Linked DNA regions of Mus musculus: region 1 is linked to region 2. Evidence: chromatin loops called from intact Hi-C (ENCODE). Cell type or tissue: left cerebral cortex. All regions are shown on one strand. Each heading gives the region's core, and the rest is flanking DNA. Links, peaks and the distances in the headings are about the cores only. Region 1 has its middle 160 kb from the start of Gm51564. Region 2 overlaps Zmat4 (zinc finger, matrin type 4).

Evidence for each region. A loop is a pair of places that touch in the nucleus more often than their neighbours do. Peaks named below come from ENCODE experiments on the same cell type or tissue, not always from the same donor. Only the 100,000 strongest peaks of a DNase experiment are listed, where the experiment ranks them.
Region 1: it touches region 2 in a loop (2.4-fold over the local background); 3 of 42 quality-filtered maps call a loop at or near these places.

Annotation. Positions count from the first base shown.
Region 1 is chr8:24,201,496-24,217,024 of GRCm38, reverse strand. No RefSeq gene overlaps it. Among named protein-coding and RNA genes, the nearest start is that of Gm51564, 160 kb to the right of the region's middle. In left cerebral cortex, for the core only: no CTCF peak of the experiment used is centred there; DNase peaks (open chromatin) are centred at 2,528, 4,040, 4,283 and 5,707; H3K27ac peaks cover 3,392 bases.
Region 2 is chr8:23,785,057-23,800,585 of GRCm38, reverse strand. It overlaps Zmat4 (zinc finger, matrin type 4), which reads right to left. Exons shown (of 7, transcript NM_177086.4): 3 at 3,155-3,244. Among named protein-coding and RNA genes, the nearest start is that of Zmat4, 120 kb to the right of the region's middle. In left cerebral cortex, for the core only: no CTCF peak of the experiment used is centred there; DNase peaks (open chromatin) are centred at 4,894, 5,763 and 8,043; H3K27ac peaks cover 1,862 bases.

The sequences.
Region 1 (15,529 bases), core at 2,469-10,468, 420 kb before region 2:
GTGTGCGCGGGCACACACACACACACACACACACACACACACACACACTCACCAAGAAGATAGCTGTGACTCTGGTTACAAATGTACTGTGAGCTTTCCTCCCCTCTGTGCAGATGACTATGTATTTTAAACCCCTCCAGTGAGCTATGTTTGGCTTTAAAAAGCTGGTGCTCCAAAAATAAGGCCTGGGCTGACTCACAAGTCCTGTACCCAGAAAAGAGGTGGTTGAGAAGGGGGGTGGTGGTGGCTGAATACAGTGGGAGCCCTGACCCAGGCCTGGCAGTTAAGGGCCTCAAGCTGGAGCCAGCCTTTGATATAGTTCTGTTGAAACACAGCCAGGTTCATCACGTAGGGACTCTCTAAGATAGATTTTTGGGGCTAACATGGCAGCAATTCAGACTGTGTTTAGCCTAAAATGATCAAATTTTATTATGTAACCCTCAGAGTTTGATTATATCTCTTTGCTCTCCTGACATGGGAACATATTTGTGTGTGTGTGTGTGTGTGTGTGTGTGTGTGTGTGTACATGAACTCATTTTAGTACCTTATGATGTAGTTTATAGTTTATGATTTTATTTCCAATTGCCTGATAAGGAAATAACTTCAGACAGACTATATAAGTATATGACCTTTCCATCCCTTGAACCTGTCCAGGATAAACTGGAATTCATAATCCCCAGGGCTTGTCCCTTCAGTTGAAGTTCTTAGACCTGCCTCTGTTGGTCTAGTACTATCCCAAGCCAGAGTTAAAGACCTCTAGAGAGAGAGTAAATCTGAACACATCTCTTGCTTCTGGGGAGGGGGTGTGTGGATCTGAGCTCCCCATTTGTAATATAAATGAGATGCTCTCATTTTAAAAACAGAATCCAAATCATTAACAACTTGAACTTACCACAACGTGTTTCAGTTACTACTGCTTCCCAATACTGCCATATATCCTTATATTAAAACTCCTCTGTGACCCCAGAGAGCCCGGGCAATACACCCTCTTAAAGATACGTGATAGATATGATCTTTAAAGATCATAAGGAGATGGCAGGCTGTCCGGGGGAGGGAAGGCTGCCTCATTCTCTGCTGCTTCTAGCTCTGTTTGTGTCTTTGCGGTTTCCCGGGTTGCCTCACATTGCAGCTGTGTGCTGCTAGGTCCAAACACTTGCTGAAAATCAAAATGCAAGTTTGCTCAGAATCTGGAGGGGGCTTGTGTCTATAAAATAAGGACAAAGAGAAGGCACTTACTTAGTTGGAGAAGACTCTTTTCTTTTTTCTCCCTGTTAATGGAGTGTGCTATTTTTAACTTCCCATCAGCCTGCAAGCGCATGTGCAGTAACTGGCCCAAACACATTTGAATGATGTCTCTGCGTCCCTCTGTGACATGGTGCAGAACCACAGCTCTGCACTTTGCATTTTTATTGTGATGAAGATATTTTATGACAGCATTTGAATCTTAACAAAGATGCCTGAAAATAAGTCATTTCTAGATGACTCGATGAAAGGAAGGTGACCCAGAATAACCTCCTTTCTGGTAACGGGCTGGACTAGGTCTGGGCTCCATGGCAGTGAGGCTAGTGGCTGCCACATTTGGAGCCTGGAGGTATTCACTCTTATCTGTCCTGTGATGCCTGCAACTCTGAGATCCAACCCAGTTCTCTGTAATCTTTTGTCTCTTTCTCCTTTCCTACCCCTGTTGTATCTATTGTCTGTGTCTTGTGTCTATTCATGTGCACATGTACACACACACACACACACACACACACACACACACACACACACCTGCATACTCCAAATTCCAGCCAACAGAAACATAGTTATAAAGATAATTGGAGGACCTGAAACTCTCAGAGAGAGGATTGTGTTGGAATCCAGAGACTCTAGAGGAGGAAACAACCCACAACTTTATGACCAGAGAGCATCTGGATGAAGATGGTCTTACTAGGGGAAGCTAGGTTCATGCCAAGACTTCCTGTAGCCACTGGACCAGAAGAGGGGTTGCTTGGAAGGAGCAGATGCCAACACATTTCCATAGACTTCCCAAACAGAGGGAAGAGAGGTCCCTTGACTTCTATCCCATCCTTCTGTGGTTCATTCTCTAATCAATGACTCCCAGTAGCTGGAACTCAGCAACCTACCAAAAAACTAGAAGACTTGTCTTTTATGGATGGTCTTGAAACACGGACAATTGAAAGGCTCCAGCTGGGTTGATTTAAGAGACAATAGTCAGAACACAAATCAAAACAAAACAAAAGATAAATGAACAAACAAACAAAGGTAACTTTGAGCAATACTCCTTTCTTTCAAACTAAGGCTAAAGCAAGTATCTCTTGTCCTGGGAAGATGCCCTCTTACACATACAACTGCCTCTACAGATGATACAATGTATCCCAGTGAAAACAGGAGAAAACAAAACTGGATCTGAGCAATGGGGAGATGGGGCACAGAGCCAGAGCCACGTGGGCTGTGCTAATGCCTAGGGAACAGACAGATGTATCAGCACAGCTTCCATATGAGCAGCTAGTGGCTTGGGGAAAAGGCTTTACAAAGAAGGGGATAGAATGCTCTAGCTGGCGAGCATAAAACATCATAGAGCAGAAAGGCTAGCCACGTCTGTTCTTTTATATAGAACCCACACGTTAAGCATGCTGCCTAGGCTGGCAGAGACAATCCCACCCACCAAGCTGTATTTAGGACAGCTACATATGTTGCCTGTCTGTGTTGCCCCAGTCCTCATTTGCTTGACCTTGGTTTTCTGATTCCAAAGACTTTGCTTTGATCCCTGCCTCTGGCTCACCTGGCCTGCTGTTCTGAGCAGATTTGGGTTCAGTGTGCATCTGGCCACCACCATCCTGGGATTCTCCACTTAGAGAAGCTCTCTGCTCTTGTTGCTGGGTTTGAACAAAGTTCCTCTGGCTTGGGTTGACACCCACCTGAAGATGTATCTGGGGAACACAGAAGCAGGGGTGCAGTAAAGAAAAGACTTTGCTGAGTGGCTCATTATGTGAGTAGGACTCTATGAGGATCCCATTGTGCCTTTCGTGGGCACAGTTGGGTGATATGGCGTGTCAAAGGCTTAACACGCTCTCTCCTTCACATGCACAGAGGACTCCACATTGATCTCCAGCATGTGCAAGCCGTTATCCAAATCAGCAGTGTCAGAAAAAAGCTGCTGCCACCCCACTCCACCCCACCCCCTTTTCCAATCCATGTCCACTTCCTATGCTCCAAGCATTTCTTTGTTAGTTTGTTACATAAAGACGTTAAATGGGCTGTACCTAGATACTAATTATTCCATTATTGGCTACTATTGTGGCTTCAGAGAATAATTCTTTCTAAGTCCCCCAACTCTATCTATATTTTTAGAAAGACCTAAGATTAATACCTTCTGCACCAGGTTGCAATAAAAAGGGTAGTTCCAGAATGAAATGATATTGTAAATGCTTGGGGGTCCCAATGACCACCAGAGTTACCACCATCAGAACCTCCTAAAATGGGCAGCAGAAATCATCTCCCTACAATTTCCCATAATAACATTACAGCTGGTGTGGGAGATTTTTTATTGCTACTTCATTCCGGACAATAAGAGAGCAGGGTGCCACATTTCATAAACCCTGTTTACCATCAGTCATTCTTAAATCTTCTATTCCGTTTGGGCATGAGTAGACTGTATAAAGACCACTCTTACATCTTTGTAAGATGGCACCAAGCATCTTTGACTCTCTTGTTCCATCCATCACCTTTGTATCCTATGTGTCCCCTATTCTCCAAGACCCATGCACAGGTTTATATTTTGGGTTCCTTAGGTCTCAGGTGTGAACAACTGAGGTGTTGAACGGCCCTCCCCCCATGGGTCTCCTAGAAATTCAGCTTTCTAAAGTTTCTAGGAAGAACCACACCCACATTCTTTAGGATTTTGAAGCAAAGAAAGAAATATTATTCATAAGAAAAATCTCAGCTGTGGCTCATCTTCTAAAATAGTTCTGCCATGCTGTCAGCTGAACTACATGTTGGTCGGCTTCTGGACAAATGCCATTGTTTTATGGTACACTGCTTACCATACAAGACACATGGCCATGCCCCAAGTGAAGGATCAAAAAAAATGCATTTGGGCTGTTAGAATATGAGTCTTGCATCAACACATCATTGTGTCCATTTGTACAATTTCACAGTTTATTGATGATCCAAGTGGCCCTGAACACTCTTGTAAAGAAAATGTAAAAACCCAATTTTTAGGGCAGGTTGAAATGAGTCATGCAAAAAGAAAAGAAGGGAGGGAGAAGGGAGACTCATATCTTTAGTCATGGCCCAGATCTGAGCCAGTAGCTATGAAGTAAACAGGCACATGGCCTGATTCCTGTTGTGGTTCCAGATCCTCTGAGTTACACGGTATGCAGCTTTTTCTCTGTAGATTTTTTTTTTTAATCTTCAAAATAGGGAGAGTTACACCCATTTATAAGATGAAGGTGTGTAGATTAATACACTTAGGCCATCCCTGAGCAGCTCACAAGGAATGTTACATGAGCATTCCCAGGGATCTGTTGTGTGAAATAACATGTGTTTATCCCTCAGGTTTTGTAATAGATGGCAGCTTGTCCTAAAGACAGGTGGCCTGACACTGGGCAAGTGCCATGTTCTTCTCTTCCTCCTCCAACCAGTGTCCCTCTAGTCCTGCCTGTCTGAACTACAGTTTCCAGTGCTGTGATGAAACACCACAACCAAAAGCAAGTTGAGGGTGGAAAAGGTTTATTTGGCTTACACTTCCACATTGTAGTCTATCACTGAAGGAAGCCAAGGCAGGAACTCACAGACAGGGCAGGGACCCAAAGGCAGGAGTTGATGCAGAGGCAATGGAGGATGCTGCTTACTGGCTTGTTTTTCGTAGATTATTCAGCCTGCTTATTATAGAACTCAAGACTACCAGCCCAGGGATGGCACTATACACCTCCCCAATCACTAATTAAGAAAATGTCCTACAGGCTTGCCTAGAGCTGGATCTGACTGAGGCATTTTCTCAGTTGAGAGTCCCTCATTTCAGATGACTTTAGTGTATATTCAGTTGATGTAAAACTGTCCAGTACAACTGACCCCTTGCCAGCTTGACACACAGACACATCACCGTTAAGCCACATTTTTCCTTTTCTTGTTCATCCTCAACATCACATATTGATAAAGATATAACAATATAAAACATTTTACAAACTTAAAATGCCCCATAGCCTTACAAATTCAAACACTTTAAATCTTTAATAAAAATATCTAGTCTCAGTCGGGCATGGTGACACATGCCTTTAATCCCAGCACTCAGGAGGCAGAGGCAAGTGGATCTCTGAGTTCAAGGTCAGTCTGGTCTACAAAATGAGTTTAGGACAGCCAAGGCTCTGAGAAGACAGAGAAATCATGTCTTGAAAAACCAAAATAAATAAATAAATAAATAAATAAATAAATAAACAAATAAATAAATAATAAAAACCTGCCAAAACCCAAAACAACAAACAAACAAACAAACAAATCTCAACTATGGGCTCCTGTAAAATAAAAAATAAGTTAAAGAGTTTACCTCAAGAGGGAAGAACAACCAGGGCACAGTCACAAACTGCACAAAGCAAAACCAAATTCTAACTGTAAATAATTCAATGAGCAATATCTGAAATTCAGTCACAATTTTCTGGGCTCCTTTAGGAAGCATGAGTCACGTCTCCAGCTCTGGCCTTGGTAGCACCCACAGCTTGTCTTCAAGGATATGGCTTCACTTTACAGCTGCTGGTTGTCCCAGTTACTGGTATTTTCAAAATGCTGGGCTCTTCTGCTGCAACTGGGCTGTATTTTCAACTATAGCCTCTCTCCAGGGCTTTCTTCATGGTGTCAAAGCTCAACTTCTCTGTATGATCCCTTCAATTCTAGGCCTTCAGCTGTCACTAAGGCTGCACCTTTACCAAAGGCCTCTTTTGGCCTTACACAGTGTCAAGCCTCAGCTGCTCTCCATGATACCTTCATGCCTTCAAAACCAGTAGCACCTGGGTGACTCTTATATATCAAGTTTGACTGCCAACATGAAGTGCAATCTTGGCCATCTCTGTAGCATAGCTTCTGTGTGCTGACACTCAGTAAACTCTTCCAGAAAATTTCATATCAATGCTGCTGGTCTTTTCTTAATCACTGCCAATGTCTCAATTGAGTATCCCAGAAAGGCAAAGGTTTCAATTTAGTAGTTCTGGTACCTTGTTAAAAATAACTCATTCTTCAGCCCCAGAACCAGGGAATCTTAACTCAAAATAACAAATGTCTCTGATAAAGTCTTTAAACTTCCTCTGAAACGTTACAAGGCAGACCTCCATCTTCTGCACTGCTCTCAAGATTTTAATCTTCCCAGGCTCCTGTAGAACCAGCTCACCAAGCTTTGAACACTCAATAGCTTTCCCACAATCCTCCACAAACAACATGGTCAGGTCTGTCACAGCAATACTCCACTCCACTCATTATCCTGGTACCAACTTGTCTTAGAGTTTCTCTTGCCGCAATGAAACACCATGACCAAAAGCAATGTAGGAAGGAAAGAGTCTATTTGACTTACACTGCCACATTGTAGTCGATCATTGAAGGAAACCAGGACAGGAGCCCAAACAGGGAATATACCTGGAGGCAGGAGTTGATAGAAAAATCTATGTAGGACTGCTACTAACTAGCTTGTTCATCATGGCTTGCTTAGCCTGCCTTCTTACAGACTCAAGTACCAACAGCCCAGGGATGGCATCACCGACAGTGGGCTGTAATCTCTTCCATCAATCACTAACTAAGAAAATGCCTTACAGCTGTATCTTATGGAAACATTTTCTAAGTGGAGGCTTCCTCTTTTCATATACCTTAAACTTTTATCAAATTGGCATAAAACTAGCCAGGATTCTACCACAGACGTACAAGAAGACAAACTTTTATAAGGTGACTTGGAGTGAGACAAAGAAGACATGTTCACAAGTCCCATATCAAGGACCAGGGAAACAAACTCTGTCCCTTTGGGAGGCACTGCAAAGTCATAGAGGCATACAAGGGCTTGAGCAGGAAGGAGTATGAATTATCAGGACCTACCTCTTTATAATCTACCACCATAATCTAACAAGGTTGGATCGCAAAGGGACTATCCACAAACACTCTGGCAAGTGGATAGATGCACCCACCTAGCTGAGGGTTTCTACAGCATGTGCCCACACTGAGCACAATAAACTAAACTTATTTTTAATAGAAACTTGACAAAAGCTTTACATACAACATTGGAAGCTCAAACGAACAGTTACTTAGGAACCTTGGAGACATTGGACACTCAACACAGTGCAAGAACATTGAGCTGATGTTGGTATTTGTGTACTGAGGAAAAACTTCATGAAGGTGTCCCCGAGCTAGTCAGAACCAGTGAGTTTATGTAACAAAAGGACTTAGAAGTAGTAATTAAGATGGGGATATTGATTTAGAGTATCAGATGGGCTCCTTAGAAACTCAAGGATCTTCAAAGTGAGAGGGTGCAATGTTAGAGGTTGGAAGATATCATACTGCTGACTTTGAAGATCTTTATTGGGGCTACGAGCCAAGAAATGATGTAGGCAACCTTTAGAAACTGTGGAGGTCAGGCTATAGATTATCTTAGGAAGCCCCAGTTATAGTCTTTCTTGGACTTCTGACCTTCAGAACTATAACAGAATAAAATTTTGATGTTACTTGAACCATTACATTGTGGGAAATGTGTCATAGCAGCAATAAGAAACCAATACAGTGTCCACCAGTTCTACGACCATCTCAGTACCTTTATAGACCTAAAAGAAGATAGAGACTACAGTTTCTATACACTCAAAGCTCGAGAGACCATAATCATCCTCTATGCTTAGCCATGTACTCTGGCTAAGACAATGGTGGGTGTGGGAAGAGAGGCTTTGAACAAGAGTTCACACCACTGGGACTCTTTGCAAGATTATGCACAAGTTGTGCTCAAACCTGCCTAAAATATCTGGGTCATATGTTTCCAGGTCTTCCTCCCAGGGTTAGAAGCCCACAGTGAAGCCACCATGTGCCCAAGCGATGTCCATGTGACTTGTTTCCTAGTATCTTATGAATATAAGATTTCAGTTTATTCACTCAGAAGGTATGGACCGCTCAGAGCTGGAAGCTTGGTGAGTGCTCCCGAGTCTATGTAGGTTGGGTGGCAGAAACCACCAACTACTCTTGACCTGGAGCCATTGGTCATTAAACAGAAGATACAGTGGTGCTAAGTAGATACGGTGACTTCTATGACTCTCTGAGGAGAAACACAATGACTGATACCAGGTAACAAAGAGCAATGTGCAGATATGGGGGGGTTGGGGGGAGGTAGCCTCCTTCCCCCTTTCTCTTCCTCCATTTTGCAGTAAGTTGCATGCTGGGGGTAGGCTTTTAGTCCAAGTTCATGGGCATTCCTCTAGTCATTGTGTCCATATTTTTAGCAAGACAAGAAAACAACAGGTAATGCAAAGGAGGGGTCTCCCCCCTCCACACACATACAACTCCTGCGTGCTTAAGGGTCTTTTCTGGAAGATCCCATGGGCCCTTGTAGTTCTCTAGCAATAGCGAGTCTTTGCTTTAGGGAGTCTTTAAAAATAGCCCCTTCCCACTTCTGTAAAAGAAAGATGTCTGTCCTTTTAGAAGGGAGTGGATTAAAAGCTAAGCTAGCTTGCCCTCTTGCTAGTCTGTGTCCACAGAGACTACATCTAGAACGTCTATTCCACCTCCATCAAAAGCTATCCCGAGAGCTTGCCTAATTACTGTGCGCAGCTCAAAGTTCAGGGTATCTGGATGGCATGCAGTCTTCCACATCACATCTCAGTGTTTCCTCTTGTGGTCCAGTGGCAGCTCAATAGCAAGTCTCCAGAGAGCTGTAAGGGAGAAGCCACATTATGGTAAAAGAAAATCTAAGTAACTAAATGGAAATTCAGATACAGCGGTGCTATGCATGGAAAGGTGGTCCATGGAACCACAGAAATGAGAACATCCTTTTGGGCAAAACTAGAAACAAAACAAGGGACTTTTGGTATAGCATTGCAAATGTAAATGAGCGAAATACCTAATAAAAAATGGAAAAAAAAAAGAAACAAAACAAAACAAAACAAAACAAAACAAAACAAACACAAAAATCCTCCCTCCCCTATTTGCACAGGCTGCCCCTGGCCTTGCAGTTCTGTGTGGTGAATGACTCCCATCTATGCTGTTCATCAAACTAGGACCTGAGCTTGTATTGTCTCTGTCTGTCACCCTCCATCACCTCAACTAAAGTAAGTGTGTAGAGATTCTGTCAGGGGGTTTGCACACCTACTATAACCCGTTTGCTATTGATACTGGGTTTGGGGGGTGGGGATCCTCCAAGGACTATTTTGAGGGTAGAAAGTGTTACGTTGCTGATGGCCCTGTTTGCTGTCATTATGGTGGATAGACTTAGTCTTTTCGCTTCTATTCAGCCATACCAACAGAACTCACTGAAGAAGGCTTGAAGGAGTTTATAAAGCAGTAGGAGTCTCATCTTATACCTATTGGTCTTGGCTCAATTGTGGTCTGCTTTCTCAGATTAATGGCCACTTCCCTGACTCATCTGAACTTGCACACCGGGATAAAGCAAACCATTTTTAATCCCCAATTTATGAACAAGTCCCCACCTTCCTTGGAGACAGTAGCCTCATCTCCTGGAAAAACAGCATTTTTTTTTGAACACAGCTCACAGACTCTTCTGTATGCAGTGCAAACACACTTGACCTCCTCTGAGAGAGGCCGAATGAGGAATCTATTCCACCTGGATGCCCGACTCCATGGTGCTTATAGCTTGGCTAGTTCTGCTAGAATTATCTCTCTTCCTTAGAAATTCAGCTGAAGAAGCCTCAGAAAAAGACCGGCACATGCTAACCAGGACACTGCCTAGATTCTTCAACTGTACTCAGCATATTGACAGATCTCTGAGTTACAGACTAACATGGCGGACAGCTATGTCTTCAGACCATCAAGGGATTTCCAGCACATGTCTCCACTCAACCTGCTTAGTGTCTGGGGCTCCATTATCTCTGGCCCCCTCTTCTAGGAGCTCAATTCTGTGTTGATTGTGCTTGGCTTCATTCTAGCTGTACTTCGTAGAAAACTGAAACGTGATGGCGGTTCATTTCTCCATCACCCAAAGGAAACGGAAGAGCTAGCGTGGCAAAGGGGACTATGTTCCTTCTCTTCAGTCCTAAAGACAGTCTTGCTGTACAAAACGTGTGCTGGTTCTTCAGTCACCATGTTCATATCCCAACAGGAGAAAGTGGGTTAGGGGGTAGGGTTAAACCTGAAGTGATGCTGGCCAATGACATCAGCTCGGTTTGCAGTCCTTTCTTTGTGCTTCCTCCCCAACTGACTTGAATCAGTTTGGCCACATCTCAATGCAAAGAAGTCTGAGCCTGGCTTTTAGATAAGCACATGGCTACAAAACCTAAAATTGGGTTTCTGCTAGCAAAGAGAATGAGGAAAGGTAAGACAGAGTGGGCTCCTACCCATCTTTTCTATTTGTGCAGAAATTCTGTCCTTTCTCCATTTTGGTCCCAAGCTTGTGCACCCAAGAACAAGACTAGTGTCCCATTTACATTGGAGCTGATCCCAGGGGACCTGACGAAATGTTCCAAGGAAAGTGGAGGGGAGAAATATCATGAGTCACTGACATTTTGGTGCCAAAATATCTTGTCACTTCCTGACAATGGGTTTGGGGTAGAGTTACAGGAGAGTTTACACAAGGGTATGGGATAGAGCGAAGAGAATAGTGTCACAGACAATTCTATTAGCTTACCTAGGTCTTCTGCCTGGGCCATTGCAGATGATTAGCTTCTGATTGACACAGCTGCAAGCACTGTCAAGGTCGCTGTAGGGAACCTTGTTTTCTGGCCATGCGTGTTACTTCACCTTACTTCTCTGAACACAGAACAGGGGTAGCCTGAGACTGTTGGACAATAACATTTGTTAGCTAATGTTTACCTTTGTGGGTAGAGATGGGTTTGTATAAGAAGCAGGAAGACGCCTTCTGTCTTCATGATGGAATGATTGTTCTGTTTCTAGAATTAATCTTCTTTCTAAAGCCATTACCTCTGAGCATCAATATACCAGACCCGGAATACTTCCATCCAAACAATAGCCTTGTCCCCAGCTTGCATAATGGGATGCTGTAAAGATGTGTGCACTCTGTACACTTGGCTAGCTCTGAATGCAGCTATTCAATCTGAGCTTATTTAAACCTGACACTCTGGGCAATGTTTTAAGTTGACTATAAAGTTCTCAAAAGTAACCTTTGTAGGTGAAATCCTGACACAATATCAAATGCTTTGACATGTCTGTAGTCTAGTGCTGGGTCAGGGCAGGGACTTGCATGTCTCTCTAACTTATGGGAGTGAATGGCTAACTGTGCTCTGCAGAGTTTTTCTCTAGAAGTTGCCCTCATACAAAGAATGCCAACTTCTGTGTTGTCACAGGCCTGCTCAGAGGGATGTCTGTCTCAGTGAGTGTTTGGTGGTTAATGAATCCCCAAGCCCTTAAGAACCATGTACCTCTAGGACACTGTTGGATCTCTGGATTACAGTACAGTTTTGAGATAACATTTTCCTTGACTCTACTATCTTCCCTCTTCTCTTTCAGACATTGTTTAGGAAAGTAATTATCCAGTGAGTCTTCAGTACACACGTCCCAGGATAACTGACCTGCCTATGAGACAAAGCTGACCTTCTTGGGTCACAGTCCACCTGGTCCAATGTCATTTCTTTAAAGACAGTGCCTGAGTTGATGCAGCAGGAGCAGTTAACCATCAGGTGGGCTGACGCAGGGTCAGGTGTATAGATGACCTCCAAATGCCATTGCTCTTTGCAGCAATCTAGGAAGGTGTGGCAAGAATTCATTTCAATTTTTGTGTGTCTGTTATAGTCTACTGTGAAAAACCAGTTAGGGTGATGATTTTACAGGCTCATTTCAGAAAGTTTCTATAGATGAAACCTTTTCAAACTAAAGTTTTAAATTTTAGTTTTAAAGTTTTAATTGGGATTTCTGATGAAATCCCAATTAAATGCTAGGTAAAACACACACACACCACACACAATACACACATCACACACACCACACACACACACACACACACCCCACACACATCATACACTCACACCACACACCACACACTTCCCTAACACGTACCTTTTTGCACACCCATGGTTACCTAGGAGGTAAAAGCAGAAAAGGGAGATTTCTCTGAAGTAGTTGGAGATAAGGAAAAGTGAGATTTGGTTCCTAGTATTCAGCTAGCAAAACCCACATCTAGGGTTTATCAATGGTCTGAGTGGGTGTGCCAAGGGTTTTGACTGTCCTCACACACACAAGGATTCAGCACAAGGTGACTCAGGTCTCAGAAAGGTAGGGTCGGAATGTGAACCATTTAGGAGCAGCCCATCCCTGAGCAGCCCATGCACTGAGCTGTAGAAGCCTAAGCAAGAAGTTGAATCACAAAAGTGCAGCTCAACAGGGCAAAAACAGGCACTGTGTTTTTTTTTTTTTTAGCATTGTTCAAGGCCAAGCCAAGAGACACTGAATCTGCAAGATGGCCTTAATTTAATTACCAGGAAGGTGTGCATATCAAGGGCGAGGAAAAATTCATCATGTCACACCAGGGCCAGCCAGGATAAATCCTCCCAGACTCCCGATTCCCCTTTGATCTGATTCTGCACTTACTACCTAGCTTAGAGTTATTTTTTTGACCTCTCTGAGAAGAAATTGTCCTCAACTGGAGACATGGTAGATCTTTTCTTTGGAAAAAACAAAACAAAACAAAACAACTCTGTCCTTGTGTTCTAATGGCATTCCTCCAATGTGCTGTGGTTTTAATTTGGTTTGTGTGAGTCAGTATCCCTGACTCACTTTGCCCTGGGACAATGACAGTATTTGGGACTCCTGGGGGCAGTGGATTCAAACTGAATAACTGTTGGTGAGATTCAATGGCAAAGAATCACCCAGCCTTACCTAATAAAGCTCACAGAAGAAGGATGGCTTATGAGAGATTTCACATGTGTCTGTCTGACTAGTGTTTGTCCACCCAAGAATCTTGGTTGTGTTGAGTGTCATTGGCAAACATGGGAATTCTCTACCAGCTTATCCTTCAGACCATCTCTTAGAATCAAGATTCAAGGGCACCTGTCAGGCTGGAAAGACCTGCTGTATATCCATTCTTATCAGTACCTTGCCTTAGAATGTGCCTAGAGATTAAATAAGTTTTCTATCTATTTTAAAAGACCTTGTGTGATAAGTTCCCAAAACTCAAATTGCGTCCCCACCTTGATAGAGTAAAGGTGTTCCTGCATCCGCAGATGTGCAGATGAAGTGGGACTCACTTCTACTTTTGCTTCAGGTAAACATTCGTAGGCCACAGCAAGGCTGCCTTGTCTGTTCTGGACTCTGGCTGGTTCTCCAGTCCACCACTGGTCCTCAGGCTCAAAGAGCAGGAGGCTCAGAGCACAACTCAGCATTTGCTGGGCAGTTTTCTGTTCCCTCATGCCCTGTGCTGGCTGGTTTTGTGTCAACTTGACACAAGCTGGACAAACTTGACACAGAGAAAGGAGCCTCCCTTGAGGAAATGCTTCCATGAGAACCAGCTGAAAGGCATTTTCTCAATTGGTGATCAAGCGGGGAGAGCCCAGCCCATTGTGGGTGGTGCCATCCCTGGGCTGGTAGTCTTGGGTTCTATAAGAAAGCAAGCTGAGCAAACCAAGGGAAGCAAGCCAGTAAGTAACATCCCTCCATGGCCGCTGTATCGACTCCTGCTTCCTGACCTGTTTGAGTTCCAGTCCTGACTTCCTTTGATGATAAACAACAATGTGGAAGTGTAAGCTGAGTAAATCCTTTCCTCTCCAACTTGCTTCTTGGTGGTGATGTTTGTGCAGGAATAGAAACCCTGACTAAGACATGCCCTCATCCCAATTCTTATTCTCAGATTTTCTGTTCAGATTCAGAGTTGGTCTGGGCTCTCTGCTCCTGGTTCTCAGGGAGTGTAAAGGCAGCCTGTCCTATAACCCTCATGTACTAGGCTCTGGGTGGTTATCTGTCTATGCCTCTGCCTCTGTTCCTTTCTCCATTAGCACCAAGGAAGAGAGTCCAAACAGTTCCCCAAACCCACATGCCCTGGAATTGTGTCCCCATTTAAGAAAAAAAATGTAGGGCTCCTGTGTCAGTGTGCACCCCTGCCTGTAGGAAGAACAAGCTGACCAGTACTTCCATGGTCCCAGTTCTTGTTGAGGTCCACTCGAGCTTCCTCCTCCTGTCTCTTCTGCTTAGGTGTAATGCTTAGGAAGGTTCACCACTGCCATTCTCAGGTCTTTTATTAGTCCACCAACCATGCTGCACCAGTGTGGGTTCCCTTCATTAACCTCTCTCTGATTGAATCCTTCAAGTGTGCCTGACTCTGACTGCATAGCAGAGATGTGCCTTTCTAAGCATATCCCATCTCTGCAGCTGAATGGAGTTGTTCGGTGTCACCGACTGAGCTAGCTAAAAAGAAGAAAAAGAAGACAACAAAAAAACAAAAAACGACTGTGAAGGTAAGAGCCAAATCAGGCTCCCTGGAAGGCTAAGTTGGTGTGACATCATGACAACTCCCACCAGGATGGAGCAAAGCACCCGGTGTCTCATAGATGTAGCCATGTCTTGCTCAGCATCGGGAAGCTGACCTGGTGAGCGAATGCTCTTAGGACTGCAGCTATGTTGTGAACTTCACTCTAGGGAGATGGTGTGGTCTGTTTGCACTCCTAATAGAAGAATGGCAGAGGTCAAGGAAGAGCCAGTGAATAGTGGCTGTCTTAGTTGGGGTTTTACTGCTCTGAACAGACACCATGACCAAGGCAACTCTTATAAGGAAAACATTTAATTGGGGCTGGCTTGCAGGTTCAGAGATTCAGTCCATTGTCATCAGGCAAGAATATGGCAGCATCCAGGTAGACATGGTGCAGGAGATGCTGAGAAGTCTACATCTTCATCTGAAGACTGCCAGGAGAAGACTGGCTTGCAAGCAGCTAGGACTAGGGTATTAAAGCTTATGCCAACAGTGACACACCTAAAACAACAAGACCACACTCCTAATAGTGCTACTCTCTAGCCCAAGCATATATAAACCATTGCAATGGCCAAGGAGGTACCCTGAAGGAGCACACAGGAGAGGAATGTACAGCTCAGCACTGTGAGTGAGCTATGCCATACTAATGCACACTTAGTGTGTGCAAGAACTATCAGAGATGGAAGCAAGGAGTACCTGCCTGACTTTTGCTGGCTCCCAGAAAATGTCTGGATTTAAGAGCACATACAGAGAGAACACTGTGGTATTAGGAAGGCACTACCTTCCATCCACAGCTCACTTTCTGTGAGTCAGCTTGTGAGGGAAGGGTCGCAGGAGCCAGTACCCTCCTGGAAAGTCCTTAGGAGAATGACAGTATTTCTTTCTAATTCCACTGGAGATTGTTTCCAAATATTGAAGTCAGATGGTCTT
Region 2 (15,529 bases), core at 3,120-11,119:
AATCGTGCATATATGAAGGGGATTTTAGGAAGCTGGAAACGCTAAAACAGGAGACATAAGTGTATAGAGGGCTTTAAGACACAAGCTGTTCTCTTCTATCCTAATGTAGGCTGGCATGTGTCCTTTAAGGGCTGAGAGTACAGCAGGAGGGCATGCACAAGGAGCCTGGGGAAACGGGGGAAAAGGTTTTCTCTGCTCTCAGAAGCCATGCCCTCTCCTAGCATTAAGGGGCAGATGTGGAGGTGCATCTCAGCCCAGGACTCTGGAATCTGGGAGGGCAGAAGGAGCACATGAGTGACGTTCCATAAGAAGCTGTGAGTTGACTGCTGCTCTTCTCATTTTGTAGCCCTATGGACATGAGCAGAGAGATGCAAAGGGCAAAATCTAGTTATATGCAGCTTCATGTACCACAGAGCCAGCCACCATCACATAGAGCCAGCCACCATCACATAGGTTTAAGGATGACTCAAAGGCAAGAAGAGAAGGAAGCTTTCTCTTAGGAAACACAGAAGCCTTCGGGCATGTTCTGATTGTAGGTCGCTGTGGGCAAACACTGGAAGAAGGTCAGTTAAAGGCAAAGCACCCCACACTACTGTTAAGTGTGCATGTCTGCCATGCTCTGCTTGGTCCTAAACTAGCAGCAAGGGTAAAGATCAGGGATGCTGTTGCTGAGCAAAAGCAGTCCACTTGGGTGCCTCTTCTTATGGAGCTAACGAGTGGCTTCTTGGACCATTTTCAGAATGAGCATACGCCACCCTCTAAGTATGATTTATAGCAGATTGTTCTCCTTGGCTGGAAAAAAATATATAGATTGGGAGTCAGGCATCTCCTTTTATGGATGGGTTGTTTATCATTGCCTATTCCTTCCCTCAGTTTGTTAGTGTGAGTCTGTCCAAGGCAAAATTCCTCCAGATGCTTACAGCAGAGCCCCGGATGCAAGCTGAAGCCTATCTGAACTATACCCAGCATATCAGAGCATCTAGTGGAAATGGCCTATGTACCCATGAAATCCATTACACATGCTGTAACAAAATCACATACGACCTCTGCTCCTAAAGTGGGATGAGCATGTTGCTTCTCTGTTTTTGATTTACTTTCCTACTGTGATTAGTGAATTATGGGAAATGGTGGGATAAATGATAAGTGATTGATAGGTAAAACTTTCCAAAACCCAGGGTGCTTGAAGGAAGGTTTTCACACGGGTCTGAAATATAGAAGCCTTGAAAATGGGCCTTGTTCTAAAATCCACATATCTCTCCTCATATGAGCTGGGTCCAAGGTTATTTACTGGCCCAGAACAGAGCCCAAGGCAGGCAAATGGTGGAACTGCTCAAAGAAGCAAACGCTGTCTCCTCCAAGTCCACAAAGCCAGCTTGAGGCCCCATTTGCTGCTCATTGTCTAGACATTAGAGGTTGAGAAGCTCCCATGTAAGGGCAACATCCGTGATTATATAGAAGTAGTAAATAAAAATGTGTCCAAAGAGCTCTCTATCCAGTCGGCCTGAAGTTCAGCACCTCCTGTCTTTTAGAATTAAGAACTAATAACTCTCAAGTAAGGATACAGGCGCCACTTCTAGGCTATCTCCAAAACAGAAAAACAAAAACAAAAACAAAAACAGTTCTAGTTTACCTGTTCATCAGAAGGAGGCATGATTTCCAGGTAGGTATAGGATTCTGAGGTCCCACAAAGGCTAAGTAAGGCTAACTCATCTATAGCTTAGCATGGGTTTTTTGATAAGCACACAGCTAAGACATCTCTCCCTCCCTCTTGCCTTCCTCTACCACCTAATAAACTCTACTCATATCCCAATCCCCAGAAAAATGCTAGCCCTTTGGGAACAAACTTCCCTGGCTGAGACTTTTTGGTGGGATTTCCCTACCTTTTGCCTCTGGGGTTCTTTTCAAACACTGTCAATAAAGGTACTGTGACCAAAGCTATTTCTTTTACATCATTTATCCCTCAGTTCTTGCCAGCAAGTCTGTCTTATTTACTTGGTTCTTCCTCAGGCAATGCCACCAGCCAGCCTTGTGTTTATCACTTCATGAAACAGTCACAAAAACCAGAGAGGGAAGTATAAGTATTAATGGTCCACAGAGGCAGCACGAGATCAATTCCTTGTGCCAGATGCTGAGGAGCTGACAGAGGCCTGGGCCTCAGCAGTTTGCAAACTTTCCAGGTCATTTGGTTTTTCCCCTCAAACAAGTTCAGGATACTGTCACACCCCATCAGTGACCAGTGTCTAGATCAGTCTACCTGCGATCAGATCCTGCTACAATGCTAAGTGGTGTAGGTGACATTAGTGTGAGGGGACAATCCAAGAGCTCTCTGCCTGCAGGCACACACAGTTTCTTCATCCCTTATTTTCTTCCCAGAAAATCCCCCAAGTCCATGGTCTTCAAATATGTCTTCATTGATCATTTATTAAAAATGGAGACCAACACCTACAAACTGATGCTACATAGTACCAGGACTATTCCACAACCTCTTGAAACACAAAGTTTAATGTGCTTAATTTAAGTTCAGTGTTAGCATGCGGGATTTCCGTGTCTAGAGGACGAGAGGATGCCCCTCACACAGCAGCCCCTGCCAAGAGAAAAGCCCGGCAGGAAGGAACCCCAGTGCTCTGACATTTTACCTCGAAGCAACTTCCCACCTGTCATGGTCTTCTCAAGTAAACGCACCCTCAGGCAGAGGGGGTCACTGATCAAATCGCCCGAGTATGTTTCTTTGCAGATGCTATGTGTGGTCCTCATTATAAATTAACAAGATGGCATTGTGTTCTACACAGCAGAGAAATCAAATATGTAAAGAACAAAGCATTTGGTATTTCCGTCAGTTTTGCCCTTTAGGTTTTGTTCTTCCCACGCTTTGTCTTTGGTGGCCCTTGTCTCCTGTCACCCATGCTGCCTCTGTCCCAGCAACTCTGCGCCTTCTTTTCTCTGAAGAGCTCCAGCAAAACATCACCAGAAGCCAGGATATTAGCAGGTTCCCGTAGAAAGGAAAAGGCCATCCGACAAACAGGACCCTCTCCCCATCAGAACATGACCCTACTCAAGGAATATTCTCTCTACTCATCTGGACACAGTTCCAACTCGTACACATGCAAAATTCATAGCAAACCACCCATGCCATTGGATGGTACCAAATACTTACATTTTCTGCTCGGAGCCTCTTGGCAGGACACCCACCATCCCTGGGGTGAAGCATGTAATACAGCCGGACTTTGCTGGCATGTTTTCGACTCTGGGGAGGAAAAAACACAAGGAGGTGCCATAAAAAGAACAGCCGACTTGTGAGGAGTACATAGAAATGCAGACAATGACCACAAAGGCACGTTATTTTTGGTAGAAAATACTTTCTTGTGCTCCTGAAAATTCCATGGAAGTCAGCTTCAGGTAGATTAATTATGGTAAGTTCAGCAAGCCGGTACCATTTCAGGATAATACAAATCAGCTCTTTTTATGCCGTGCATTTAGTTGTCCTCAAAAGTAAGACAGATAAGCAAACTAAATTACGTAAGGATCAACTGTAATGGAAGGAGTACCGGGATGTTCTATCTCACTTCTCTCCTGTGCTCAGACTTGGGGCATAAAGAATCCTAGGGTATCTGGCTTTACAAAGCCTAGAAACTTGTCAAAGCCCAAGTGCCCTACAAGCAAATAGCCTCAGGTGGATGGGAATGGTCTATGAGACCTTGACCTCTCCAAGGCCTACAATGAAAAATGAATTGCATATTAGTTCAATTTCCCCTAGTTCTGTGATCATATCACACACATGCACTTGCACAGACACACACATACACACACACCCGGGGCTGATCTCTACCACTTGAAAGAATATTGGAATTCTAATTTTTATGTTCTCCCCAAAGCAAGGAAGAAGAGCATACAGTCAGCAAGTGTTCCTAAAGTTGAGAGCAAACCCTGGCTCTCCCACCGGCTTGCTGCATGATATCAGGCTAGTCATCAGCTGGAGTGGACTCTGAGTCTACATGAGTTAGGTGTTCTGCTCACACAAAATGAGCACAACGCTACTGTGGCTGTTAGGAGACCTGCGTGAGATGATTTCCCACAGAATGCTGTGATCTCCACAGTCCTGCTTCCCTCCCCATTGACAGCACCAGCTCCTAACCCACCACACTCTCATTCCAACTCCCTTTCCCTTCCCGTTGGCATGGAGATCACCTCCTTCTGGGGCCCTCTGTCTCCTCCACTCCATCTTCATCCACAGTCAAGCGCAAGCCAGCCTAGCGGATGATGGCTCACTTTTATGGATTAGCTAAGAAGGCAGAGCGATTTTCGGAGAAAAGCCGGCGAGTTGTGTTTTGTTTACAGCGTGCACTATAAATCCTTCCTGCCAGCCTTTCTCATTCATCACTTCTTAATTCCATTATCCTGCCCAGAACAAGCAGAGCACACTTCCAAACAGTCCCTGGACACTTTCAAGGCCTTCAAGTGCGTTTGTGAGCATGAGGAATTTTACAAATGTTTAAGTACCTCGGTGTGGCCGGAAAACACACTGTGGTCATCACCATGTGCCAAAGTACATCCGAATTAAGGTTGTCTGAAGTGTTTTCTTGACTGGAAATTTGATAGGACAGCAAACTAGGGGCCTATGATGACATGCTAGATGACCCAAGAACATCACTCAAGTTCTGTAATATGTTTGAGAATGACATGGTACAAACTCATACTGTGTGTGTGTATAAAATATTGATTACTAAAATCTACATACGTTTTTTTTTTTTTAACCATGGAGGGGGTAAAGATAAGGGATGGTGGTATTACTCAAAGTACAGCCTCAGGCAGAAGAATAAAAAAGAAACACTTAATTCTTCAGAACACAGAGCTTGTGTAGGTGGAAGCCACATATGGTGCCTGAAAAACAGACTGGGAGTAATTGTTCATGTTCACACAGACCGAAGCAGGTGTCCAATTCCCCAGCTCCAGTATCACCAGCACACCCAGGGTGATGAGGAAGTTTGAACTCTCCCAGGGGCCTGCCTCTAACCCCCTTTCTCCCTTTCCCTGAAGTGTGTTGTTTCTCTTGAGAAGACTCTTGGTCAAAGGCAAAGTTCACCAAGTTACTTAATTGCAGTTTAACAAAACTAATTGACAACAACACAAAGAAAAGAAAAGAAAAGAAAAGAAAAGAAGAGAAGAGAAGAGGGGAGGGGAGGGGAGGGGAGGGGAAAAGAGACAAAAGAAAAGAAGAGAAAAGAAAAACAAACGGAGAAGAAATGACAATCCTTTCTCTGAATCTATTTGTGAGGAAAGAGATTGGGATTTGAGGCTTCTTAGCAATTTCTAGGACTGTACACCAGATAGTCCCCTTCAGGTTCTGAGGTCCTATTTACCCAGAGCAGGCACAGCTATTCCTGGGGCTATGACCAAAGCCTTGCACCACCATGGAAACCATGATGGCCTCCGGGTAGAAGTGAAGATACCTTAGTGTCTCCTTCATGAGTGCCCACCCTTTTCTTGGACCCATTGCACCACTGTCTCCAACTGCCAGAGTCAGATCTCACACCTCTAGCCACAGCTGAACCTCAAGAAAAGTGGCAGCCAGCCCTCTCAGTAGGATTGACCATGGGAAAGGATACCAACGCTTTGTTCTTAAGCCTTCAGCATGCTGTGACATCTCCATGAATCCTGGCTGTCCCCACATCCCCATCCAAAGACTCTGGAGCACCTAGCTGGGTGCCTCCGACTGACTCCTCTACCCCACTACCTTCCAGAAAGCCCTTTAAGTTTGGCACCGTAATGTCACTCCACTTATTCCAGCAAGTGAACTTCCCACAGAAAGTTAAAATTAAATTGTAACAAAGATGTTCATTTTAGCATTACCTACTTTCAAAAAAAATGGGACAGAAAGGCTTGGTCAACAATAGCAGTCTTGTTAAAGCAGCAGTAGAATGGCCTTATGCAGAATGGAGAAACCAGAAGCTCATTTGCCATGTAAGAAATATAAAATAAAAACTACCAAGCACAAAGCTAAACTTCGCGATGGCCACAAGTGCTACCAGAAAGTGATGAATAGGAAAAATATCTGTTAGATAAAATGGAGTATGGGTTATTATTATTATTACTATTATCTCTTTAACAAACCGCCTGTAATACCACATGAGCATGGCAGTGGCTCACATCATAGTACTCTGCTTTAAGTTCACTTTTTATCTGAATGATTACATCTGGTGAAAGCCACCATTGCTCTGAAGTGCTCACACTGTGCACTGGTATAATTGGCCCTCACCAACACTGAAAATTCAAATGTATTTTTTTCATTGGGATACTTGATACTAGATGAGCCTTCTCAACCCACTCACGCTTTAAACTTTCTTTTGGTAAGAACAATGCAATTGGGATATCCACTGTGTGGTAAATTTTCAGATTCCATGTATGGACAAGACACTGAGGAGAGGGGTCAGTGTGTCCACATCAGCAGAACTGGACCCTCTGTTACAAACAGACACAACGACAACAGATTCTTACACGTTGTCAAGATTTCTCATTACCGACAATGTGCACTGCCTTTCAAAGGTGTAAAAGTGACAGAGTCGCTACCAAGTGGAGTTAGCTTCCAGGAGAAAACAATACTTCAGGGTTTAGTTGGTGAAGTTTCAGGAGAGAGAAAAGGACGCTCACTTGAAGAAAGAAAAAAATGAGCAGGAAGTAACAGGGTCTCTCCTGCTTTTATATTTGTATTTAAAGCAAAATCTTTTACATTCTTTTATTTACTTACTTACTTATTTATATATTCACTCTACATCCCTATCTCAGGGCCCCATCCCTCTTCTCCTCCCAGTCCTATTCTTGCAATCTCTCCCCCCCATTACCCCTCCCCTTCTCTGAGAAGAAAGGGAAGCCCCTTGGAGTGCCACCCTACCCTGTGACATCTAGTCGCCATAGGCCTAAACGCATCCTCTCCCACTGAAACCCAATTAGATAATCCATTTATGGGAAAGTGGAGCCAACAGCAGGTAACAGAGTCAGAGACAGCCTCCCCTCCAATTGTTAGGGAACCCATTATAAGACCAAGCTACATATCTGCTCCAAACATGTAGGGGGCCTAGGGTCAACCCCTGAATGCTCTTTTCTCTGTGGTTCAGTTTCTGTGAGGCCCCATGGGCTCAGATTAGTTGACTCTGTAGGTCTTATGGTATCCTTGACCCATCCAACTTGCTCAATTCTATCCCCCACTCTTCCACAAGACTCAGGGAACACAGCCTGGTGTTTGGAGTGGGTCTCAAGTCACCGGTAAAACCTTCAACCAAAACTTGTTCTACTTACAAGATGTGCAGGGATAAAAGATTAAGGGAATGGCCAGCCAATGGCTGGCCCAACTTCAAAACACATCCCATGTAAGACATGACACTATTGATGATACTCTGTTATACTTGCAGACAGGAGCCTAGCATAACTGCCTCCCGAGAGGCTTCATCCAAAAGACTTGACTTTCACTGAAAGCATACGCATTCAAGCTTCCCCAATGGTCTAGGGAAATCACCAACTCTTCAACTTTAAATAAAGCCTTTGCCCTGCCCTGGGCATTCTGTTGAGTCAGACCCATCTGAAGATTAGTTTCTTTAGCCGAAACAATCTCTTGACACACAGAGAAGCTATATAAAGCAGAAATGCGCTGGGGGAACAAAGAATAATGCAAAGCCCTATTTCAGATTGCTGGGCAGAAGCAAGAAGATCATGGGAACTGAAATTGATCTGTTCTTCACCCAAATAATCATTTTTCACAATTGCACATTCCTCTTTTTAAAAGCCTAACTCAAGCTCATTACCAATGAGGGTACTGGCTTCTCCTCTTACAAGATGTGGCGGTCACAAAGCACGTTTGTATTTGCATAATTCCTCAAGCAGCCTTCAAAGAATTCCCACGTTCATCGTCTCATTTCATCCTCAGATCTCAGTTTTGAGGCTGGCAGGAGAGGTGCGATCTTAAATAATCATCATGATCCATTCTTGATTTCCAAGATAAGTCTTTCACCATCTTGTTCCGACATAGCCATCTAACTAAACCTCCTCCAGAAACCACCCGAAGAGAGCCAAGAACAGCAAAGAAACAGAGCCTAGAATGGACTGATAATTATAGAACTGTGATTCTCACAGGCCGCCATCTCTGAGATATTTTGAGACAACAAACATCAAGAGTCTAACTCACTGGGGTTTAGAGAATTGTTGTCCAGTGGGAGACAGGGATTCCCTCCAAAGCATGAAAGAAATGCTGTCCCGGTAGGAACCCATCTTAGGGGTTTTACTACTGTGAACAGACACCTTGACCCAGGCCACTCTTATAAGGGCAATATTTAATTGGGGCTGGCTTACAGGTTCAGAGGTTCAGTCCATTATCATCAAGGCCGGAGTATGGCAGCATCTAGGAATGCATGGTACAAGAGGAGCTGAGAGTTTCACCTCTTGTTCTGAAGGCAGTTAAGACTGGCTTCCAGGTAGCTAGGAAAGTGTCTCAAAGCCCATGCCCATAATGAGACAATTCCTCTATCAAGGCTATACCTCCTAATAGTGCCACTCCTTGGACCAAGCATATTCAAACCACCACAGATCCCATTTCAGGACTCATGACTTCTGGGACCTGCATGTGTCCAGGAAAACCACAAGAGTTACAGACTGCTAAGAGAATAGTCACCTCCTAGATGTCTGTAGCTTCTGCTCTTACCATATAAGTAAGCTGGGCCCAGAACCTTCCTACACTGAGTAAGTGTGCATGTTGGGTCAGATAAGCAGGAAGAGGAAAGCCTGAAGGAAGGCTTTGCTGTCTCAGAAAAGGCCAGAGATGCCTAGACCCTCCTTACAGGTCCCCATCATGGGCTCTGAGCTACTGATAGGGTCTGCAGGTACTCCTAGAACTGAAACTGGACTGGAAGATCCTGAACGAATCCCAGTAGCCTAGCTGATGCACATACAGAAGCATGTAGTAGACCTTTATGGCCTCTGGCATGCCAGGGGTGAGTGGCACACAGCAAACTACCATATGGTGTGAAGGAAAGTTCCCGTGCTGCTGGGGATGGAACCCAGGGCTTTGCTTGTGCCAAGCAGTCAATTGCCTGAGCCCCACCCACAGTCCAAGGATGGCTTTTAGCAGATCATCAGAGGAGAGGTCAAACAATTATTTTCCAAGTATGTACAAGGACAAATAGAAATAAGTCGTAAATGGTGTACACGCTGTGTCAGTTGATGAAAGAGAGAAAAACATAAACCAAGGGTATAACCTGAGAAACGAAACCAGACACCTGATTGAGATGATACTGTCTGAGTTAATAAAGGAAGGAAATTAAAAATGCCATCACATAACTTGAAGGTCTTTCACAGCATTCAAGAGTAGAAAACATACCACAGATCTTTGCAGAAGTTAAGAGAAACAAAATGTGTGTTAAAGAAAAATGGGTTCAAGTAGCGAATGGGGACTTAGGTGTGACATCGGGCTTATAATTCCAGTACTCTGAGGTAGAACCAGAAATCAGGACAAGGCAGGCTAGAATGAAGTAAGACCCACAGAGGTTGGGGAGGGGGGGAGGCTGGTGGGCATTGAAATAGAAACTTACATTCACAAGACCAGAACTCATACATTACAGCTGCATTGATACAAGATGTAAACAGATGAAGTGAAATTAAAGGCCCTCAAATGTAATGAAACCAGCTGGACCTGATCAACCTTGAGTCAGAACATTTTTAATCAGCCAAGCAAAAGAAGCAAGAGTGACAAACATGAAGTGATGTAGTGAGGGACATGCCCCCGAGAAGCACTGCTCAAAGCAAGAGCCTCAGTCAAGGGTTCTACTGCTGCAGTAAACACAATGACCCAAACAGCCTGTGGAGGAAAAGATTATCTCATGTCACAGCTTGTAGTTCATCATCTAAAGAAGTCAGGGCAGAAACTTCAGGGAAGAACTGGGAGGCTGGTGCAGAGGCTATCATGGAGAAAGGCAGCTTCTTGCTTGCCCTCCATGGTTTGCTCAGCCTGCTTAACCTATAACACCCAGGAGCACATGACCAAGGATGGCACTACCAGCAATGACCTGGACCCTCCCACATCAATCAACCAAGAAAATATCCTACATGCTTTCTCAAAGACCAATCTGGTGGGGGATAATATTTTCAATTTTTCTCCTCCAAAATGAGTCTAGCTTGTGTTACAAGAAAACCAGCCAGCACACAGCAGTATTTGCGACAGGCCTTTGACGGAATATATTGCATCACTAATTCATACAGAAAAGGCAATATTAGACTAGACAAAAGATATAAATAAAATTTTAGAAACACGAATAACCAAAGGCACTTAAGAAATTCATCCAAATGCAACCTGACAATTTTTAAATTAAAAAAAGGTTTATTTTTTTTTCTTCCATCAAAGTGGTGCTGATTCCTCAATTACACATAATCCATTTTGGCAGTAAAACTAACATCGATATTCAGCACGGAGGTAGGCTAGTCCATAGCACCTTGCTGGGGAAATTGGACAATAAGCATCAAGAAAGTAAAGCTTAATGCAGTTAACTGTCTTACTTCTATGAATTTACTTCAAGAATCAATTAAAGACCCATACAGAATCTGATTTATGAAGGCGACGATCAAAGACTGAGTCAAGTGCCCTAAATACAAAGTCAAATATTATAAAACATTGTATGACAGATGACTACAGTCATTAGCAAACGGAACGCTAGACAATATAGACAGAGTAATAACAAGAAAATGGCAGTTTTAAACAAGAACATGAAGGATATCACGTTCATAAACAAAAATACTAGAATACATGTATGCATGTTCATATCTGTGATATAAGTCTAGGAAAAATGTATTGCGGGATTTAGCTTGTCTAATTCAGCAACTTTCAACCTTCCTAATGCTCCAAAATTTTTAATTCTGTTCCTCGTGTGGCGATCCCCCACCATCAAAGCTACTTCATAGCTGTAATTTTTTTTTTTTTTTTGAGACAGGGTTTCTCTGTGTAGCCCTGGCTGTCCTGGAACTCACTCTGTAGACCAGGCTGGCCTCAAACTCAGAAATCCGCCTGCCTCTGCCTCCCGAGTGCTGGGATTAAAGGCGTGCGCCACCACACCCGGCTCATAGCTGTATTTTAATATTGTTGTAAATTGTTGCATAAATATCTGATATGTGGGGTATCTGATATGAAACCCCCAAAGGAGTCATGACCCACAGGTTGAAAACTGCTGGTCTAATTGCAAGTGATTTGAACTTTCTTATGTCCTTGATTTTTCTAAATTTCTTAGACAAAAATCATTCCATAGTTAAGGAGGGAAAATCCACAGTTTTCTCAATTCATTGCAAAAGTGGTGACTTAGTGCCCGGATAGTCTTGACTGAGTCTCATCCCTCTGTATGGAAGCAGAAAGTGCCAGCTGTCTCCAACCCACTGTTTGCTGTCTCCAAACCCACATGTTGCACTGTGAGTCAGAGAGCAACACCCAGGACCTTTAGCAGCGTGTGCCCTGATAGGAAACTGTGCTCAAAGCCTAAGCTCTGAAGAAAATGGACTCTGCCATGAAGCATGAAGAAGGGAGAGAGCCATACAGGGTATACACATACAAGATGCACATACAAGATAGAGTCACTATGACCTCTGTCTCTGTGACCAACACTCTTGTAGGTCCACCCCCTCACCCGCTCTCCCCTTCTCCCCTCTTCCTCTCTCTCCGAAGGCTAGTCATATCCCTTAGCAGAACTGGAAACAGTCACACTGGCACCTTGATGACAGACTTCTGGCTTCCAAGCTGCAAGGAAGTGTGTCTCCCAAGTCCTCCAGTCTGTTTTGTCTTGCTCCCCCAGGCCAGCTGAGAGATGCATATGCCATCTATCTAAACTACGTGTTCTTTCAGACTCCTTTTGTACGCAGAAATCGATCCATCCTTTAAAATGTGGTCTCAGAATTCCTAGAATTAGGTTACTTTGGTTTTGTTAATTTTTTTTTTCTGAAATATCACCATTTAAACCATTTGATATAAGAAATGTTTGTCCTTCATGAGTCATGTATTAGCATGTGCTCTATCAGGGCACATGCATTTGGATTGGAGAAGACCAAGGATAGAGGGGTATTCTGTACCATAATTGTATAAAGATATTTGTACAGAATCCAAACTGCTGACTGCAAGCGCAAGCGACTACATCGGCGCATTACAATTTTAAATCAAAGTCTTGCAATTTAAAAAAATTAAATCACTACCAAGACATGGAGAAAGGATTTTTTTCCCCTGTGGAGTGTCTGGAGATAAATGGATTTCCATGATGTCTGTTTATTCTGAGCAGTCAGAAGAGAAGTAGACAAACAGGCCCATCTAGGCCTGCCTTTCTTTTGCTATGGGGGGGGGGGGGGTCATGAAAATGATACTCTCTGCTAAACCCCTTACAGAGCAGTTAATGCTAGAGAGGATCAATGATTAAAGGAAAAGAGGCCAGGGCCGTTTGAAGAAACAAAGCCCCCCAGATCCTCTGAAATCTGAAAGCTCTAAAGCTTAGTCTAACACCATCCAGACCTGCACTGTGACCTTCCAGGGACTCTTGGTTTCCTTGAGAACGTTCATAGCTGGATTACAGGGAAACCTTAACAATGCATAAAAATACCACCTCCCAAATAAACCCTTCTGTAGCCATAAGCAGAAGACACGTTTGAGTGAAGTCCAGTCTATGGAAATTACCCTGTAATTAAGAGTATTTGCCCTGTATGGCGGTGAGCTACAAGCTATTCCAATAACCAAAAAGAGATCTGCAGAATGAGTGGGCTCACATGTGCTGCTCAACCTGTCTGATGGCCTCTTCCCTGTCCGATGGCCTCTTCACTCCATATAACATTTTCATATTAAAGTCTCCTTTTACCCTGTAATTTCAAGCTATGATGCACTGTGTAAGTACTCCCAAACTGAATTCTGTTCTTACTAGATCTTTAGTTCCTCTTTATTTTAGTAGACCTGATCCATTTCCATATGCACTTTTAAATATTCTTCACAGAGCAGTTTTCTATAAATGCCCGCTAACTGTTTAAGTAAGCAGGTGGATCAGATGACAGGATAAAACTTGGGTGGACTCCACTTTAAACAATATATATGGATAAAACACAATAGCTCCTTGTCAGGGAAATTATTCATCCTTCAGAAAATTATATTTTAAAAGACACATTACTTGCCTACACTTGAAATGTAACTACATTTAATTTTTTTTTTAACAGGGAGAAGGAGAAATACCTGTCTCTGGGGATGAGTGCCCAAACTGTCTATCTAATGCCAAGTGTTCAGCCCTGAAATCATATCCATATAAATAAAACTAAATGGACTCAGCAGGATTATGTTTTTATATCTTTAGGGACTAAATATATAAACCAAAAAAAAAAAAAAAAAAAAAAAAGCTGGAAGAGACGAAGCCATGATTTTGAGAAAGGAAAATGGGAGGAGTCGGAGGAAAGAAAGGGGAAGATGAATGTAATCGTATTTTAAATTAAAACAATAAAAAATTATGTTTGTGTTATTATTAAAACAACTTATACACGTAGATAACATTGATAATCCACAAAGAGAGGCTGGCAACTTTTATGAGGAGAGCTTACCAGTGTATAAGAACAAGAAAAAAAGTGGTACCCGGTCTCTTTCCCCTGGTGCTCACTACCACACCTCTACATACAGACAGAGTTGAGCTAGTTTTATACACAAAAAAACACTATGTCACTAAAGTATGCCAGGGTTGGGGGCCTGCCCACCATTAGTGCTAAGTTCTAGGGCCCAGCTCCGATACCAAGAAAAAGAAAAAAGGTTTCATGGTACTGTTTAACTTAATGATGGGGAAACAGGACTTCCCCGCTTTGAATCTCATACTGCTGAGTCCCCAAACAGAGTTAAGCATTCAGAAGCATCTTTTCTTTTTTCTGGAAACACTTGTTTTGGTTAACACTGCTTTTCAGACCCTCAGAGAGAACCTGCGTACGTACGCTTCCAGCTGCAGCTCCGTAGCTGACAGCTCATGTGCCACCTGCTTTGTAAATGAACTGTTTGCCTACTCCAGTCCCAGCTTTCAGTCTGTTTGCAGGTTGCTTTGAATTATCACACGATTCAAGAAAAAAAAATGGAGAATTTCTGAAATAATTCTTTTTCTCTAGACAGGTGGTTAAATAAAACCACCGTTTTATTTAAGCCATACTCCCAGGATGTGTCTAGAACCTCTACGTCCCTCGAGCAACAAACGCGTTCTCTTGAGGGCTGAATTGGACACTGGTTCCTGGATCTCACCTCAGCACCAGCCTTTAAGGGGGAGGCGGAGCCTTTACGGGGGAGGCGGAGCCTTTATGGGGGAGGCGGGGCCTTTACGGGGGAGGCTGAGCCTTTACGGGGCGGTGGGGGGGGGGGGGAGGCAGAGCCATCCTTTCTTTCCCATCCTCTGTCTAAAGTGTCCTGGGACCCTAGCTGCTGCCTCATAGAGTCTTTAAAAGGCTTTCGTACCAAATCATGAGAAGGATGGCAATGGAGGACCTGGGATTCTATTTTTCCTACAAGCTACTGAATGGTACCTAGGAATGAGGATTCTGACAGACAAACCACAGCATGACTCCGCTCCTTTTCTAACCTGTCTGTCCCCCACTCCCTGGCCCCACTCGCCCTTGCCCACACAGGGAAATAGAGGTAGACGGATCTTGGGATCGCTGCCCAGCTAATCCAACCAAGATGGTGAGCTCCACGTTCAGAGAAAGAACCTGTCTCAAAAATAAAAAGAGTAGATGAAGGAAAACATCTGATGCCAACCTCTGGCATCCACATGTGCACACATGGGTGCCCATGCCCACCCACGTGTGCATATGACACAAACAAAAACGTAAAATTCAATTGAAAAGTCACATGCGTGTGATATGCAAATGGAAAGAGGAACACTGGGGTGGAGGGGTGGTCAAGGAGGAAAGATGAGGAGATAGGGGAGGAGAGGCTCAACCAATGTTGAAAGCCTGCTACTTTGTAAGTTAATTAAAATCAAATTCTTAAAAAATAGTGATTTGTTTGCAGATGACAAGACCCTGATACATCTATTGGGGAAAATGTCTTAGAATGACTAATTCAGAACTAATTCAACCAAGTTGCAAGATGTGTGATTAACATCTAACGCCCAAGTGCTTTGCTAAATACTAATAGTGAACAATCCAAAAGGTTAATTATAAAAAGGAATTAATTTATAGTGGTGTCAAAATAACATTTAAATGTAAGCAGATGCTGAAGTGATAGGAATTTCGATTAGCCCACACCATGCTGGAAAGAACAAACCTGATGACATTTTCCTAGTTCAATGGTAAAGTTCTAGTGACCACATCAGGGTGGTGTAAGGACAGCTAGCTATGGCGTCAAGGAAAGAGAATTGAGAATCCACAGATGAACCGTTATGTTTGTGGCTGAATGGTTCTGGAGGGCACCAAGATAATTCAGCAAAAGTGGTATTGAGGTAACTAAATATCCACACAGCCTCCCACATACTAAATCTGTGAAGCTCTTTGAAAAAAAATTCAGAGTAAATATGCA